3 separate regions of the Homo sapiens genome follow, and all the other regions are linked to region 1. Evidence: chromatin contacts called from ENCODE Hi-C or POLR2A ChIA-PET data. All regions are on one chromosome and are shown on one strand. Each heading gives the region's core, a stretch centred on a gene start or an enhancer-like site at or near the end of the contact. The rest is flanking DNA. Distances are from core to core; before and after follow the strand shown. Region 1 has its middle 24 kb from the start of LINC01038. Region 2 holds the start of LINC00382 (long intergenic non-protein coding RNA 382). Region 3 has its middle 93 kb from the start of LINC01068.

Region 1 (3,876 bases), core at 982-3,481:
AGACAGTTGGACTCAGACCCATAGGGAATGAAAATAGGCCAATATATAGCATCAGAGATGGATTATCTATTTTAGGGTTTTTTCAGAGAATTTAGAAAGAATGGCATAATTTTAGGAGCAGAGACATGTACCTTGGACCAACTGAGATCTAGAGATATGCTTGCGTCTCACTGTCTCCAAGTATTCAACAATCTTATGAGTTAGCTAATGATTCACCAGTCCTATCTAATCACTACAAATCAAAGGCAGAATCTACATAGTATACTGATGACATTTTTAAGTGCAAAGAAGACTAGTGATCTAAGGAAATTTAGAGTGGGAGACACGCATTCTTTAAAGCACTTCAGTTTTTAAAATATTCATACACTGATTTCTTTTAGGCACCAATTCTTGTAAGAAGGCCTTTAACTTATATGGAAAGAAAAATGGAGATGTCATTTATTGGATACTTATAGTGTGTCAGGCACTGAGCATGACACTTCAATTTAAAAGGAATGTATATAAAAACATGTATATATAAACAGCAATGTAATGTACAATAAGTCTATGAAGCCTTTTTTACCAACTAGGACCCTCAGTTGTGGAGAGTTTATATCAACTACCCAAGGCCATAAATGATGGCTACATTTTAAAAGGAAGAGCATTTCTTTTTTTTACTCTGCCTGCACTTTATATTTTGCCATATTGCCTCTCAGGCTGGGCCATATCACCCTGACCTGTTAGTAAAGTCTGATAAAAAATGAACAAATTATTACTAATTCAGAATGTTCAGTGCTGTATATAAGTCTGTGTATGTGTATGTATATATATATACACACAGTAATAATGCATCCTGGAGAGTGTGTGTGTATATATATACATGCACAGTAATAATGCATCCATATATACATTACATATAATATATATTATATATAATATATGTATATATGTATATATATAATGTGTGTATATATGTATATCTATATAATATGTATATATATATAATATAATATATATATATGGGGCTGGGGTTAAGAAAGATATATATTATTACTAAATAATCCAGAAATACTCAAGAAAAGTGCCATAGTTGATTTCCATGAAGTCTGAATTTCCATTAGATTTAATGGAGGTGACTCTGGGGTATGTTATATTTATATCCCATAATTTAAGTAGCACCCCAGGGATATGTATCTTTATAGCACCCCAGGATGAGATTACAATGGATGAGAAATAAAAAAGGGAGAGTAAGGTCTGGAAAAGGTCCTTGGTTGGAATCTATAGACAGTGTCTTCTCTCCCCTTGCTCTGTACCTAGCCACTTCACTTCTCTATGCAAGTTTGGGAAGAGCCTGTCACATCACAGTAGAGATCTAAAGGGGTTCTGTCCAGAAAAACTATGCTAAAATATGACAACTCATATCTACTTAAAGGGCATTGGCAAATGGTTGGTCTTTGAAAACTTCATCTCTTTACGCCTTCACCCCAAGTTCTGAACATCTCCAAGTCGCTTCTGAGTCTTGTTTTTCCAGCAGGGAGGAGGTGACAGCAGCAGTCTGACTCATCTGGAACCACTGTCTCTTCCCTGGCACCCAGAAATGTGCCTGTCTTCTTAATAGTATCCAATAGCATAATATGGTAAAAAAATGGGCATCCACCAGGAGCCTATAGCACTTCCTCCCACTGAGGGTCAAACACAGACACACATCTCTGAGCCTTCTAAGCAGCTCAGACCTGCACTCTTGCCTGTGTTCCTCTGCCTTTGAATTCACTGGATCTTAGTAGTGACTTAGTAGTTACTCAGTAGTTACCAAAACAGTGCAAAACCATCGCAGTTTCTATGTAAAACAAAACAGAAACCTCATTCTCCGGAGCACACGTGCACTTAACCTAAGTTTGGCATTTGATAGACTTTTCTGCATTTTGTTCTTTTCTGCCTCTCCTACATGGGCTCTCATATCTTTTGTCTTTTTTTTCTTTTTTTTTCTGAAAAGGTTTTGACTTAAAACTGAAAATATTCTAAGTGACAAGTAAGTAGCCCCTTCTCAAATAGAACCTGCAATAACATGCCTGGATTACATTAAGGAATGCTGGAGGGGATCCCAAAAACCAGTGTTTGAACAGTCAACCTGACAAAATCCTAGGACACCATTGAAAGAGCTCCTGTTACCTAACTGACTTAGAGCTGATCAGTGTAATCCTCATGATAATGCATTGTCTGACTCCAGGAACCTGTTGCAATAGCCAGCGGGAGGAGGAGGAACAGAGAGCCCTCTGGGAGTGTCCAAACCTCTGCCACAGTAATGAGACATGAACTGCCTTTTCCTCTGGCTCTGCTTTTGAGCAATGTGGACCAAGAAGTTTCAAAGAGTGAGATAACTTAGATTTATTAAGGAAAGTAAGCTGAACATGGAGACAAAAACAGAGAAAACCACAGAAAGAGACCAATAGCTAATGCCCAAATCCCAGGAAGCAGAGCAGTGAGAGTGAATTTCTTGGCAGGAAAACCAGATTGGTCTAGAAAGAAGTTTTGGGAAAATGTTTGAATCAGTCTCAACAGAATGAAAATGTTTCTAAATGAGCCCTTTGACTGGTTTTCTCTTGGACAAGGTGAAGACCAAATGAAGGAAGGATGAAGGTGGGATGTTTAAGTCTTTTAAAGATAACAAACTTTCCTGTGGCTAGTTAGCCCATTTCTGAGAGTTTATCTCAAGATTCTTCAAAGCATAAGAATGCAAGAGTAGACTTGCACTGGGTCTGTCACCTCCCAAATCTAGGTTGAATGAGGAGGTAGCACAATTCCTGTCTCAGCACCAAAAACTTAGTACCAACAACTGTGACTTTTGTCAAATCTCCTTCCAACTCAGTAAAAAATTCCCCACTATTTGTGATCAACAGTTTTTAAAAATAACACTTCTGTTGTGGCTTCTTTTTTGAAACTGTTTACTCAGAAAGAAAGGTACATATATTTACACTCTGACTGTACTTCATTTCAGGCGATACCGTCCATGAAAAGGAGAGTTGACATAGAATGCCACTCTTGTTTACATCCTATGTCTTATCATGCAGATAAGACTCAGAAAAAATAGACGGTACTAGAAGGTAGGAGAGGGAGAGAGAGAAGTGAACAATTAGAAGGTATAGTTTATGGCCTCTACATAATTTTGAGAGAGTTTTTATGTTAATTGGACAGCAAGGTAGAAAATAATCTTTAGTGGCATGAATAGCAAGATGGTCCTGTTGACTATCAGCATAAGCTATGGTTAGATTACTATTTCTTATCTCTTGTTCAAAGCTCTACATCAAAGGACTATTATCAACTGTTCAAGTGGACAGCAAAGCCTTGCAATGCCTTAGAGCACTCAAGAGTGAGAAAAATTCTAAAGCATTCATTCTTGGGGTAAAGGTAGGCTTTTTATGTATTGAAGAGAAGAGAAAATGGCTGTTATTCTAGTCATGGTACGAAAGCACTGACAAGATAATAGGAACAGAATAAGTCTCTGGTAAATTAAGGTGCTTAATGAGAAATTAGAATACCAGAGTGTTTGTGTGAAACTGGAGCTTAATTCTAAACTGGAGGAAAGTTAGAGATTGTATCACAGCAAAACCGTTAAATTTGTTCCACTAATTTTCTTAGTGATTCATTCATTCAACAAGTACTTATTGAGAAACTATTACATACCAAACTCTGTTATGGTGTTGGCAAAACTGCAAACTACAAAGAGCAAAATAGTTAATAATGCTGCCCTCATAAAGCTTATATCTTAGAATTATCATTTCGCTCAATAATAAATACAACCGTGTTGAGACTGAAAAGATTGGCGATTTTTCTCTAACAAGGTATATGTAAGGTAAAATGCTGAAGTCTTATGATTAATCTGTGGAGAAAAGAGACATA
Region 2 (4,065 bases), core at 875-3,374, 93 kb before region 1:
GACTGTCTAATTTTTCTCTGTTTCTTTTTCTTATTATGAAAAACACTGCCCTTCTTCTGGGCTATAGGAAGGTTACTCTAATGTGAAACTCATAGATTTATCCCACTGAGAGACAGCTGTGACTCAACAACACATCGGGTGGTGCCATCTGCCTGGGTAGGCGGCACTATCACAAACAGGCCTGTGAAAGTCACCCTGTCATTTGCTATGATGATGCCACTAAAAACATTATTTTTCCCATCAAATTATCTCCATTTGTGAGTCTTGGACACAATTTTTTCTGATTCTGGAATTAAGATGATTTCTGCTTTTCTTAAATGATTAGTTTGCTTATTCTTTATGTATTGTCAGAAGGACAATTTGGTTTTTAAAAGGAAATAAAGCCTTAAATCACAAGAATAAGGTTAGGAATTTGGAAATTCACTTAACTAGTCAGTGGGGAGAAAAAATAATTCAGGAGACTCTCTTATCTCTGACATAAATCTAGCTCTGTCACACAGAACTCTACACATCAGAAAAGTGATATGCCACGAACATAACATAGAATCCCCCCAAAATAACTTAGCCACATTGCACAAAGTGAGATAGCTAATAGAAGTACAACTATGACTTTTAAAATTATCTTCAAAATTTTCTTCAAAAATCAAAGAAATATAATGGATCTATGGAGTTAAAATATTCTAGTCTGACTTCGTTCACACTCCGTGAAGCCAGCACTCAATAGCAACACACTCACACCAACCTAGGAAGAGTAAATGGAAATCTAAATTATTAACTTGTCCTTAAAAAAGACATACTACTGCATACAATTTTAATAGAGTGGTATTCTGGTAATAGCAGCAAGATTCATACCTTAGAGTAATTTACAAATATATATGAAGAGATATGTACAGAAATATTCATAGCAGCATTGCTTGCAAAAAGAAAAAAATCCTGAAAGTAACCCAAATGCCCAGGAAACTGAATGATTCTATTGTGATTATTCCAACAAATGGAATACCGTACAACAGTAAAAATGGATGAGTTACAACTACACAAGTCAACATGAATGAATTTCAGAATTATAAAGATGAGTGAAAAACTCACCAAAGAATACATTCAATAGACACCATTTGTATAAAGACTGAAAATAACAAAAAATGTTAACCTATGGGCATAAATATATCTGTCATAAGATGATAACCAAAAAACTGATAAAATAGTGTTTGCTCCTGAGCAACACAGAAGGAGATGCAAGCAGAGGCGAAGAGGCATATGTAATAGAAGACATCAACTGCATTGGTAATATATTATTTCTCAAACTGAGTACTCATGTTACTATTCTTGTAACTTCCAGGTCTGCATGTATTATATCACAGAAATGTTCCATAATATAAAAATTGGTTTAACTAACTATCTTGCTTTGGCAGTAACTAGTTGTTCACCAGCCATTTCCTTTGTCTTTCTGAGCACGTTACTGGCCTCCATTTCCCAGCCTTGCTTGCAGTTAGGTGCTGCCCTGTGATGAGTTCTGTACCACGGACCATGGGCAGAAGAGGTACATGCTCTGTCCAGTGCGGCCTACAAAGCTGGCCCTGCACCTGGCATACTGTCTTCTTCCTGCATCTGCTAATCACATGCAAAAAGTCCATTGCAGGACTCTGTGGACTGAGAGGGTGTCAGAGGCTCTGGATAGTGGCAGAACTGCCATCCTCATTTTCACCCAACTGTGCTAAAAGCAAAAAACAAAAGTCAGCGTGATAAGCCACTGAGGGTAGGGGGTTACGGTAGCAGCCAGCTTCCCCTGCCAATACACTTACTATAAAGTGATAATCATTCAGCCTACAGCTTCCAAATGAAATTAAAACTTCAGAATATAAACCAAAATCTGTTCCAGAGAAATAAACTCAATCTCTCTTCAGTGATTAAAAACACCAAGCAAGATTCAAACCTATCTAAGGAAACTGAGGCCAGAAGTTTCCTCTCTTAGAAAACAAACAAATATTATTTGGAATAAAATCAATCCCACTTTACCAAGAAAATAAGATAATTCACAGATCTTAATTCAAGCATTTCTCATATCCAGTTCCAGGCAAGGAGAGAGCCATAATGTACATGCTTGTAACCAAGAGGCCAACCATCCAAACAGAAATGAATAATGGGGTCACAATAGACATTCCACAGAAAGATTCCAGGGAGGGGATAAGTAACTACCTCTTGCACCCATAAACCATAGCTGCAGAATAACATATAGAAGAGAATAATCGGCACAGCTACATTTTGTCAGCCCTTACTTTATGACAAGCATTATTATCATTGGCTGACAAACACAGTTAATTCTTCATAAATAAGATAGTCCTATTATTAGTATTTTACAGATGAGGAAATTGAGGCATAGAGAATGAAGTTCAAGGCTGTCCCAACATGCTATCTTAGACTGCGTTAAAGAGCTAACATGTTATTCTTCCAAAATATGGGATAGTTATTTTTTTTTAAATATAGGTGTTGCAAAGAGGTCGAGGCCTTCTTGAATTCTCTTTTTAAAAAATCAGTAGGCCCATCTGTAAATTACTAACACCGTCAACTGAGAGTAGAAGCAGTAATAAAGCCAAGAGAGAGGATTCAGAAGAGAAGGGGGTTAGAAACAGCTTCTCATCCTCCACCTTTCCTCTTGCTGCTGCTTTTAAAAATCATCAATCTTACTTGGAACGTGTTTCAGAATCCTTTATTTTAAGACAAGAAAAACCATTAACAAACATGTCCTAAATGAGTTCCTACTAGGTGAATAATGTTCCATTATACACAAACAAGGCCTTACTTATAAAACTGGGTCCCCACTTCCAAGTTTCTGCAATGCAGAATAAAACATAAACATGTCAACTACTCCACTGGATCAAACAAAAAAAAATCAATATCCTGTTTTCCTGGACCACAGAACTACTAATTGCCTTTAAGTGGGCAATATATTTCCTTGAAGTAAGATGAGCTAATTACTTTCCTTCTCTTATCAGAAGCCTATGATAATAAAAGAATGGGAAAATGATTCTCCTTGAATTAAGATTGATTTAGGTAGAATATAAAATGTATAACCTGGAGGTAAAATAAAGAAGTGAGGAAAACAAACAATGATCAACAAAGATAAAAAATATTATAAAGTAGGAAAAGATCTAGCAACATTGGAAATAAGTTGAAAATTATCAGAAAAAGTATCTATGGATCTCTGAGAATCTTTCCTTCCCCAGTAATTAAGCTAACACTAGGTGACATTTTGTTTTTTGCCAGACACTGCTATAAACATTATCCATGTATTAACTAATTTAAACAGCCAAGCTAGGTGAGTACTATTTATGTCCCTGTGTTTTAGAATGCGGACCTGTGTTTTAGAACGAGGACCTGTGTTTTAGAATGACCTGGTGCCAGGTCATACAGCTTTTAAGAGACACAATCAATATTTAAAACTGAATCTCCCCTTGCCCAAGCTGAAAAACCGAACATCTCTAAGAAAGTATCCTCTCGTCTCTTTTGGTTCTTTTGCGTAAGTCTTCACATCTTCTAGTGGTCTTAATGAATAATGAAGGTGAAAAGCCCAGGTAAACCTTTAGAGGTAAATCTGAATATGCAGCTTTTGAAGATGCTGTCTAGGGAGAATTCCCCCAAGTATATATGAGGAGAATTATAGCAATAGAGAAGTGAGTGGGATGGAAATCCTACCAGATGGCATAATATTGTTCAGACAGCGTTGACTGGTTTCCTTTGTATCATATGGTGAGACAACATGTGAGTAAGAAAGGGAGGATGCTGGTGTGTGGAGATGATAAAGGGAACAGGAATGAGAAAAGAAAAAAAGATATAATGATTGTTTTACAGTTTCTAGAAGTTTATGCGCCATATTGCAAATAGGAAATGATTATATGAATTCAATATAATTCTTACAAAATAATAAAATTACAAAGGACTAAAGGTATTAACCATTTCAACACGTGATTGATGGAGTTAAGAAATGTAAAACTAGAGTAGGTTAGGCCAGTTGTCTGAGTTATCCAGCTAGTTAATGCCAGAGTCAACAAGAGAAATCCAATTTCCCAA
Region 3 (3,570 bases), core at 498-2,997, 120 kb after region 1:
AAGAAGAAGAAATTGCATTTTAAAAGAATGTCAGTATAAGCTTTTAATTTATAATCATCCACGATGAAGAATCAGAAACAGTAGGACTTACAGTCTGGCGAGGGTCAGCCACATGTAGAACTGGAAGGACTCTTTCTCTCTACATTGACATGAAAGCTAGCAACAGTCTGGCACCCTCTAAGAGTACTGGCTTTGAAAGAATTGGAATGTGACACTTTAGTATGGATGCTGGGCTTTCCATGATGGATCTCAGGCACTTCTAACAGTAAAGATACCTCCAGTCATTTCAAGAGCAGAGGACATCAGCAAAAGGAAAACAGAGAGGGAGAGAGAGAGAATATGGCAGATTCCACTCATCAACTGGAACTAGTAGACTGGTTGCCTTCCCTTCGGGGGCTTCAGAAATATTTGAGTTATTCATGTAACATAAACTTTACCTTTAAACTGTATAATTCAGTAGCTTTCAGTATGGTTACAGAGTTGTACAACTGTGACCACTATCTAATTTTGAAACGTTTTCATTACCCCAAAAAGAAACCCTAAACCCATTAGCAGTTAACCCAATTTTCCACCACCCACCTGGTAACCACTCATCTACTTTCAGTCTTGACACTCTTATCAAAGTGCTTCATTTTTTAAAGAAATCGGTATGAAGTAATCTTTGGTTTTCTTCTTTGCTCTTCTTTCTCATGTATTTTTCATTTTTGTTAGCATTTTAAATCTCTACTTTGCCCTGAATTTCTCCTTGCCTGTCCTTCTTAGCTGACACTCCTGCTCCCACACTTTCTAACATGCGTCAATGTGTCTTAATTCTTTTGACTCCAAGGCTCAGAGGCAATGGCCATTTTATCATCAAAACATGAGTGAGAAAAACTAGTGTATGCTTAAGTCTGGGATTGCTAGGGCAACTATAGGTAGACTGAGAGTGTCCCTCAGGTTCTTTGAGGAAGCCATTGGAATAGTGTTATGCCAACTTTCACCCCAGACTCCAGCTGGTACTGTTCTAATTCTCAGCATTTACACAATGCCTGGCATATAGCATGCCCCAGTAAATCATTGTTGAGTAAAAGGAATAAACATCTTCCTCTGTGATGTCTACTGGTTTGCCCCTTCCGTAGAACCATCCGGCTGGAGCACTATTTATTTTCCTTCAAAAATTGTCTATTAAATGCCATCCTGGTGCTTAAAAGACTGTAATAAAATATAAAGAAATATACATATGTCAACATGGAGTATTTTTCCTAGATTGCTGAATCCAGCAAATTCAAAGCCCCTAGAAAATAATAGCCTGTACTTTTTTCTCCATAGAACATGAAAATATAAATACATTCATTTACAATGCACATTAGTTTTTCATTAGTGTTTTTTCTAGATGACTCCTCAGCCAGTGCTATTCAGGGCATGCAGAGGATTTTCCAGTCTTTGTGATATTCTTTAACATGTAGATGGGAAGGGAAGGAAAAGAGGTACGAGGCAGTGAGCTACAAGTCTCCACACAAACCTTTCTTTCAGTTCAAGTAAGAAAAGGGAGATAAAAAGCCAAATGTAGGCATACTGTACCCAGCAGGAGCCAAGAGCTACCTTTAAGATTGGCAGTTCCAAAAGGCATCAACAGGAATCCTTTTGGTAATTACCAGTTCGGAAATGTCATCCCATTGATTGTGACAGACATAAACCAGCTGTGCTTTGTTGAGGGAGAACAGAGGCCCAGCCTGAGCAGAAACAAACAGCGGGCCAGCTGCAGCCTGCACTCCGACTTCCTCCCCACAGAACTCTCCCACTTAATACTTGCCAAACTCTGAAGCAATTAATCACACAGCAGAAGTAGATCTGAAATGTCTGAAATTGCCTGTTGAAGATTAACTGAATCTATCATATTTCCAGCCTCACTGGGAGGGAGGGAAGAGCGTCTTTTCATTGGAAAAGGATTCTCAGTCAAATGAATTGCTAAGATCTCAGGCTGGACCTTCCAATTCCGACTGGAATTTAGAGAATCTTTTGGCCAGAAATCCTTATTCTTAAGTACAAGACAGGGAAAGGACATAGATATTTGCGTTTATGAATTCCTGGGGCAGAACTGAAGGCACAGCTTCAAGCCAACACACATGTCCCTACAGCCTAAATAGCTATTTGAAGAGCAATTTTTAATTTATTCTGCCTATTGTTTATAAGAAACAGCTCCTCTCCTCCAATACCCACCCCCTCTTCCTAGGTGGAGAATTGCTGTATATGTCAGGGGTGATGGGGGCTCCCGTCACATGTGCCACCCACCTCACCTTCAGGGGAATGTGGGCCTCTCAGCTGGAGCTGTAGTGCAGCTCTCAGCATCCAAAATAGCTACTGCATGGAAGTCGCACTGCTTCAGGCTCAGGAAAAATCAGCTGCTGCCATGTAGCTGCCTGGTGCAACTCACCCCCATACACCTGAGGCAAAGGCTTCTAGTGACTCCAGCCCTGGTGTATGGGCAAAGGGTGAGGGGTGGGCATCTGCCCTCAGGGCATCACTGATGTCCCAACCCTGAGTGGTGTGTCTTGGGCTAACCCAGGGCATCTTTATATCTTTATATCCTTATCTCATCACTGTCATTAGATACCCACACTAGGCCTCCAGGGAAGGCTGGGAGATTGCCATTTCTTACAGGGAAATGATCATGTCTTCTTTATACCCAACCAGAGTGTCTAGTTTAACTCTCTGCCTGTTCATTCCTTTAAAAGTGTCATCATCGTGGGATCTAGAGACAAATTTACTTCTTCCTGTTTTAAACTATTCATTTACATAACATTGATTCCTGCCAAAAATGCTATTGTTTTTATTTTTAAAAGCTTTGTTTACATAAATATCTTCTTAGTGACATGACTTCTAAACAACATCTGTGGCATGTATTAACTATCTTTTAAATAGAATGAATGGCCTATCGGTTCTTACATAGGATGAAAGCCCCAAATATGCTAGAAAGTAAAAAAGCTACCACAGAATGTTTTGTATGAGTTTGTTTTCTGAAAAATAGTCATATATATATAATATAAATATAAAATAATTTAGAAGACTGCACACTGAATTTTGACAGCAGCTATCTTTAGGAGGAAAGAATATTGGGAACTTTTGATCCCTACATTTTGTATTTCTGTCATGTGTAATGTTTTTATGTCAGTTCTTAGTAGTTGGAAAAAATAAAAAAGTAATTATGAGTCAACGCCAATCATTAGTTGTGATTTGAAAACAGAGAAAGCCTTAGCCCCACTGGGTCTTCCACTCAAAATGTGGTCCCTAGAACACGAATAGCAGTATGACCTGGGTTCTTCTTAGAAATGCAGAATCTTAAGCTCTATCCTGTGTCTATATTCATGTTCACATTAAGGTGGGAAAAGCACTGACTACCCACATTAACTATTGCCTTCTTCTCCAGGCATATGTAATTCCTTGTTATAATTAAAAAAAAAATAAGGCTGGGTAAAGTGGCTTACACCTGTAATCCATGCAGTTTAGGAGGCCAAGGCAGGAGGATTGCTTGAGCCCAGGAGTTTAAGACCAGCCTGGGCAACATAGTGAGACTCCATCTCTATTAGTCCA

The links. A loop is a pair of places that touch in the nucleus more often than their neighbours do. ChIA-PET counts read pairs that join two places held with the same protein, here RNA polymerase II (POLR2A). Pooled maps may share reads with other maps.
Region 2: a loop to region 1 is called in a pooled map, with 2.1 times the contacts of the local background. The contact joins the promoter of LINC00382 here to the enhancer-like site in region 1. A Hi-C loop is called at or near these places in 1 of 168 maps with a recorded cell type or tissue (Caco-2) and 2 of 50 pooled maps. POLR2A ChIA-PET finds 5 or more read pairs at or near these places in 1 of 52 experiments (PC-9).
Region 3: a loop to region 1 is called in a pooled map, with 2.0 times the contacts of the local background. The contact joins two enhancer-like sites. A Hi-C loop is called at or near these places in 11 of 168 maps with a recorded cell type or tissue (A673, Caco-2, Calu3 and 8 more) and 8 of 50 pooled maps. POLR2A ChIA-PET finds 5 or more read pairs at or near these places in 1 of 52 experiments (HEK293T).

Annotation. Positions count from the first base shown.
Region 1 is chr13:79,778,331-79,782,206 of GRCh38, reverse strand. No RefSeq gene overlaps it. Among named protein-coding and RNA genes, the nearest start is that of LINC01038, 24 kb to the left of the region's middle. Within about 2 kb of position 2,231, at least 3 of the 41 ENCODE cell types and tissues checked have a DNase peak (open chromatin) inside an H3K27ac peak, as active enhancers do.
Region 2 is chr13:79,870,645-79,874,709 of GRCh38, reverse strand. LINC00382 (long intergenic non-protein coding RNA 382) reads right to left here and starts at 2,124. Exons shown (of 6, transcript NR_120413.1): 1 at 2,014-2,124.
Region 3 is chr13:79,657,533-79,661,102 of GRCh38, reverse strand. No RefSeq gene overlaps it. Among named protein-coding and RNA genes, the nearest start is that of LINC01068, 93 kb to the right of the region's middle. RefSeq lists an enhancer at 608-2,992. Within about 2 kb of position 1,747, at least 7 of the 41 ENCODE cell types and tissues checked have a DNase peak (open chromatin) inside an H3K27ac peak, as active enhancers do.